Linked DNA regions of Homo sapiens: region 2 is linked to region 1. A link is a contact called in ENCODE Hi-C or POLR2A ChIA-PET data. All regions are on one chromosome and are shown on one strand. Each heading gives the region's core, a stretch centred on a gene start or an enhancer-like site at or near the end of the contact. The rest is flanking DNA. Distances are from core to core; before and after follow the strand shown. Region 1 has its middle 2.6 kb from the start of ABCC2. Region 2 overlaps DNMBP (dynamin binding protein).

Region 1 (2,700 bases), core at 128-2,627:
AGTGTGGGAGAAAATATTTGCAGACCATATAACTGATGAAGAGTTAATATCCACAATATACTATAAGGAACTCATACAACTCAATAGCAAACATACACTAACAAATTAAAAAGTGGGCAAAGGACTTGAACAGACACTTTTCCAAAGAAGACATATAAATGGCCAACAGGTATATGACAACTGAATCAACTTCACAAGTCATCTGGAAAACACAAATCAAAACCACAGTTAGATACCACCTCATACCTATTAGGATGGCTATTACAAAAAAAAAAAAAAAACAACAAGATAAGTGCTGGCAAGGGTGTGGAGAAAAGGGAACCCTAGTATACTGTTGATGGAAATGTAAATTGGTCTGACCATTATGAAAACATATGGCAGTTTCTCCATCATTTTCCATACCACTCACCAGAAGAGCCAGGAAAGGTCAGCTGTGGAACTAAGAGATCTCACTTGGGGCAGGGTGCACCTTTAGGCTGCATACTTCTCTTGGCACTGGTGGTAGGACTCGGAGTCCGGGGGAACTCTTGGTAAAACTTTGAGAAATATAAGGTCAAGGATTAACACCTAATTTTCTTTTTTTAATTTTTTTGTAGAGCCTCAAACTCCTGGGCTCAAGCGATCCATTCGCCTCGGCCTCCCAAACTGCTGGGATTACAGGCATGAGCCATCGTGTCTGGCCTAAACGTTCTAAGTAATCAAAAAAAGAGAGGGTGGAGAATCTAAATGTTCATCAAAACAAGTTGCTTAAAGTATAAAATATGTACTCATAGGGAATATTGAATGAGAAAAGCAAGTAAGGAGCCAGGAAGTCATGAATCTTTCCTAACAATAACTAAAAATCTGAACAAATAGAAAAATCAATAACTCTTCTTAGATCTGTAGAGAGATAAGGTTACAGGGCAAACTGAAGAGATAAACAAGAGAATATCAAAAATCACAATTTACTGGCGCAGAAATCTCAGCAGGGGCCGGGCGCGGTGGCTCACGCTTGTAATCCCAGCACTTTGGGAGGCCGAGGCGGGCGGATCACGAGGTCAGGAGATCGAGACCACAGTGAAACCCTGTCTCTACTAAAAATACAAAAAATTGGCCGGGCGTGGTGCCGGGCGCCTGTAGTCCCAGCTACTCGGAGATGCTGAGGCAGGAGAATGGCGTGAACCCGGGAAGCGGAGCTTGCAGTGACTTGAGATCACGCCACTGCACTCCAGCCTGGGCAACAGAGACACTGTCTCAAAAAAAAAAAAAAAAAAAAAAAGAAAAAAGAAAAGAAATCTCAGCAGGAACCAGGGCTAGGGCAGGAAAACCTGAACTGTAATTGAATTGCCGGAGGCCCAGTGTAGATAAGTTTGAGAGAGAAAAATTCCAGAGTGACTCAGCCATAAGGAGGGGATGATCTCCACACTTTCATGAGTTTACCCATAGGAATTCAAAGAGGTTCTCAAATATTGTTCTCTTTTTATTAGAGAAAAATCTCCTCCTGCTTCCATGTCCCTGGCAGAGGGGATAGGAAAAGTAACCATTTGAAATATACCTGGACACTCTATTCTTCTCTTCTAAACAAAGTCTGCCCTTGGGAAAAACTGTTTAAATAGAGCCTAATGCTCTTGATTTATAGGAGCCTAAATGATGCCGGAGAAGGGAAATAAGAACTCCAGTCTCTTCTAGCCTTCCACATGAAAACTGAAAATACCCAGCTGCAGCCCACTCTAGCCATCACGTCCCACCTAACAGGGATCGGGGCAGATAGGAACTGAGAAGCACTTGTGAAATTCAGTCTAGAGACACAGGTTTACTAAAAGACTGAGACCTCTTCACAGAACTATAGAACTCTTCCTCTCCCCCTCCCCCACTGTATACCACACTACTAAAGGTCTAGTTACAGCACTTCCTTTTACTCCGTATATCCTGTCCAGCTATGAAGAAAACATTGCCAGGCATACTAAAAGGCAAAAAAAAAAAAAGAAAAAAAAAAGGCTTTAAAGAGACAGAGAGCAAGCCTCAGAACCAAACTCAGATATGACTGGGATGTTGGAATTATCAGACCAGAAATTTAAAACAACTATGATCACAATGCCAAGGGCTCTAATGGATAAAGTAGACAGCATACAAGAACAAATGGGTCGATGTAAGCAGAGAGTTTAAATTCTAAGAAAGAACTAAAAAGAAATAAATACTAGAGATCAAAAACACTGTAATAGAAATAAAGAATGCCTTTGATGGGCTTTTTGGTAGACTGAACAAGGCTGAAAACAGAATATTTGAACTTGAAAATAACTGCCAAAACTGCAAAAATAAGTAAGACTATATAAACAGAATCTCCAAGAACTATGGGACAACTACAAAGGGTATAACATATGTGTAATGGAAATAGCAGGAAGAGAATAACCAGAGAAAGGAACAGAATAAATATTTGAAGCAATAATGAAAGAGAATTTCCCTCATACTAATTTCAGACACCAAATCACAGATCACAGAAGTTGAGAGAACACCAAGTAGAACAAATGCCAAACAAACAAACAAAAGCCCTACAACCAGGCATGCATATATAAGTTGCAGGAAATCAAAGATAAAAAATTCTGAATGAAGCCCGGGGAAAAAGACCTTACTTGTAGAGGAGAAAAGATGAAAATTATGTCCAACTTTTCCTCAGCAAGCATGCAAGCAAGAAGAGAATGGAATGAAATATTTACAGTGGTG
Region 2 (2,700 bases), core at 118-2,617, 190 kb before region 1:
AACAGTAGAACTTATTAGGTGTGTTATTAATATCATTACTTGCTCTTTGGCATATGGCACAAAAGGGACAGGCTTCATTTCTTAAATCATGTACACACATACCCACACACACACACACACACACACACACACACCCAGAAAAACCTATCAAACTTCTCTAACCCTTAGTGATAAGAATGGAATAATGGATTTTGACCTTAATCCTCAAAATCTATTTTGAGAATTTCTTTATTTTTAGATTTTGTTTTATTTTGTTTATTTATTTATTTGTTTGTTTTTTGAGACGGAGTCTCATTCTGTCGAGGCTGGAGTGCAGTGGCATGATCTCGGCTCACTGCAACCTCCGCCTCCCAGGTTCAAGCGATTCTCCTTCCTCAGCCTCCTGAGTAGCTGGGACTACAGGCACCTGCCACCACACCCAGCTAATTTTTGTATTTTTAGTAGAGATGGGGTTTCACCATCTTGGTCAGGCTGGTCTTGAACTCCTGATCTTGTGATCTGCCCACCTTGGCCTCCCAAAGTGCTGCGATTATTTATTTTTTATTATACAAATTTTATTTTATTTTTTAAGACACAGGGTCTCACGTTGTTGCCCAGGCTGGTCTGAAACTCCTAGCCTCAAGTGATGCTACCACCTCAGTCTCCCGAGTAGCTGGGATTACAGACCTTACTTAACTTTAAGAAGTATCATTAGGATTGATAAGAGGCTGGGTATAGTGGCTCATGCCTGTAATCCTAGCATTTTGGGAGGCCAAAGGCAAGAGTATCCCTTGAGCCCAAGAGTTTGAGATCAGCCTGGGCAACATGGCAGGACGCTGTCTCTACAAAAAAAAAAAAAAAAATTAAATTAGCCAGGCATGGTGGTGCATACCAGTGGTATATGCCTGTGGTCCCAGCTACTCAGGAAACTGAGGCAGGAGCCTGAGCCCAGGAGGTTGAGGCTGCAGTGAGCTGTGTTTACGCCACTACACTCCAGCTTGGGCAACAGAACAAGACCTTGTTTCAAAAAAAAAACAAAACGTATTAACGAGAGAAAACGCCACCACGCTCTGTTGTTTTGAGAGTTTCTTACACTTCACTTTATACTCAGTCTCTACTTCAGCTCTATGCTTTCTTGTTAATCAGTGTTGGGAAGGTAGACAGAAATAGATTAAGAGATTATAGCAGGGACCTTATCTGTCCTTACTCATAGCTCTCCCAGTGGAGTCTGTAGTCCATATCTGATGGAATGGAGAAAGGACAAGAGTACAGTGGCTTCCGCTGAGCTGTTCAGAGGATGTGGGTAGCATGAACTTTTCTTAGGAAGCATGCCATCCGAGAGATTCTCAGAAAGAATCTGGCATCGTGAGTCACCTGTCTGAAGACTGACTCAAGGTCAGGCCAGGACCTGGAATCTAGATTTTATCTTGACTACCTTTTAACCAGTTAAGCCTAATAAGCTTAAAGATGTAAGTGGAATCCAAAGGAAGAGGATGTGGGCAGGGGGATACACTGGGAAAGAGAGACTAGAATGAGATGTACTAATTATCCATGGTTTTATCTTGTTCTCCTCTCTGTGATAATCTACTGCCAGTAAACACACTGACCAGTCAGCTTTCCTTCTATGCCTTTCACGTTTTTTTTTTAGCTCTGTCTTTTAATTTGGAAACACAAGGCTTGGAGGATGGAGAAGTTAGTTATACCTATGCAATTTGCCTTTTTCTGGGAAACTTAGCTTGTGCACAAATGATTTTAATTTCTCTTTTTGTATACGTGACAAGTCACATCAACAGGTATTTACTGGTGGGAAACAAAATCACTAAAAAATGAAAGTATTGTTTTATGCCAGATATGCAAGTTTATCAGACTTGCATCTAGGTTTCCTGTTTTTTAAGTCTAGTGCTTGGGATGGCGCTTCAACTTCCTAGACTGAAAATCACTTTTTCCATTAGATCAGTGTGTCTGTAAATGAAATGTTGATGATGGAATAGGTCAGGAGGGGATTTGGAAACCTTAAGAGTATGTGGGGCCAGGCATGGTAGCTCAAGCCTGTAATCCCAGCACTTTGGGAGGCCTAGGCGGGTGGATCACCTGAGGTAAGGAGTTCGAGACCAGCCTGGCCAACATGGTGAAACCCCATCTTTACTAAAAATACAAAATTAGCTGGGCATGATGGTGCATACCTGTAATTGCAGCTACTTGGGAGGCTGAGGCAGGAGAATTGCTTGAACCCGGGAGGTGGAGGTTGCAGAGAGCCAAGATTGCGCCACTGCAGTCCAGCCTGGGCAACAAGAGCGAAACTCCATCTCAAAAAAAAAAAAAAAAAAGTATGTGAGATAATGTTTGAGATCTGTTGTGTTTTACCACGTGCCTTTTTAGTTCACTGTTACTTACTTACCTTTAAGAAGTATCATTAGGATTAATAAGAGAAAAAATATATGTGTAATTTATAGATGTCTATATGTATTTAGAGCAGGCAGTATAGCTTAGGGGATAAGAATTCTGACAGGCCTAAGTTTAAATCCAAGTCCACCACTTAATAGCTGTGACCTTGGACTAGTTACTTAAGTCTCTCAGCCTCAGTTTTCTTATCTACAAAATGAGGATAATAATATAATACCTACCTCAGGGTGATTGTGAGGATTAGATGAGGTTGTACATGGAAAGCATGTGGTAGTAGGTAAGCGCTCAGTAAATGCTAGCTATTCTTATTAGTCTTAA

The links. A loop is a pair of places that touch in the nucleus more often than their neighbours do. ChIA-PET counts read pairs that join two places held with the same protein, here RNA polymerase II (POLR2A). Pooled maps may share reads with other maps.
Region 2: a pooled map shows a loop between it and region 1 (6-fold over the local background). The contact joins two enhancer-like sites. A Hi-C loop is called at or near these places in 2 of 50 pooled maps. POLR2A ChIA-PET finds 5 or more read pairs at or near these places in 3 of 52 experiments (A673, PC-9 and activated CD8-positive, alpha-beta memory T cell).

What each region holds. Positions count from the first base shown.
Region 1 is chr10:99,778,653-99,781,352 of GRCh38, reverse strand. No RefSeq gene overlaps it. Among named protein-coding and RNA genes, the nearest start is that of ABCC2, 2.6 kb to the left of the region's middle. Within about 2 kb of position 1,377, at least 10 of the 41 ENCODE cell types and tissues checked have a DNase peak (open chromatin) inside an H3K27ac peak, as active enhancers do; they include PC-9, where a contact is called at or near this core.
Region 2 is chr10:99,965,103-99,967,802 of GRCh38, reverse strand. The region is part of intron 3 of DNMBP (dynamin binding protein); the gene reads left to right. Among named protein-coding and RNA genes, the nearest start is that of DNMBP-AS1, 39 kb to the right of the region's middle. Within about 2 kb of position 1,367, at least 6 of the 41 ENCODE cell types and tissues checked have a DNase peak (open chromatin) inside an H3K27ac peak, as active enhancers do; they include PC-9, where a contact is called at or near this core.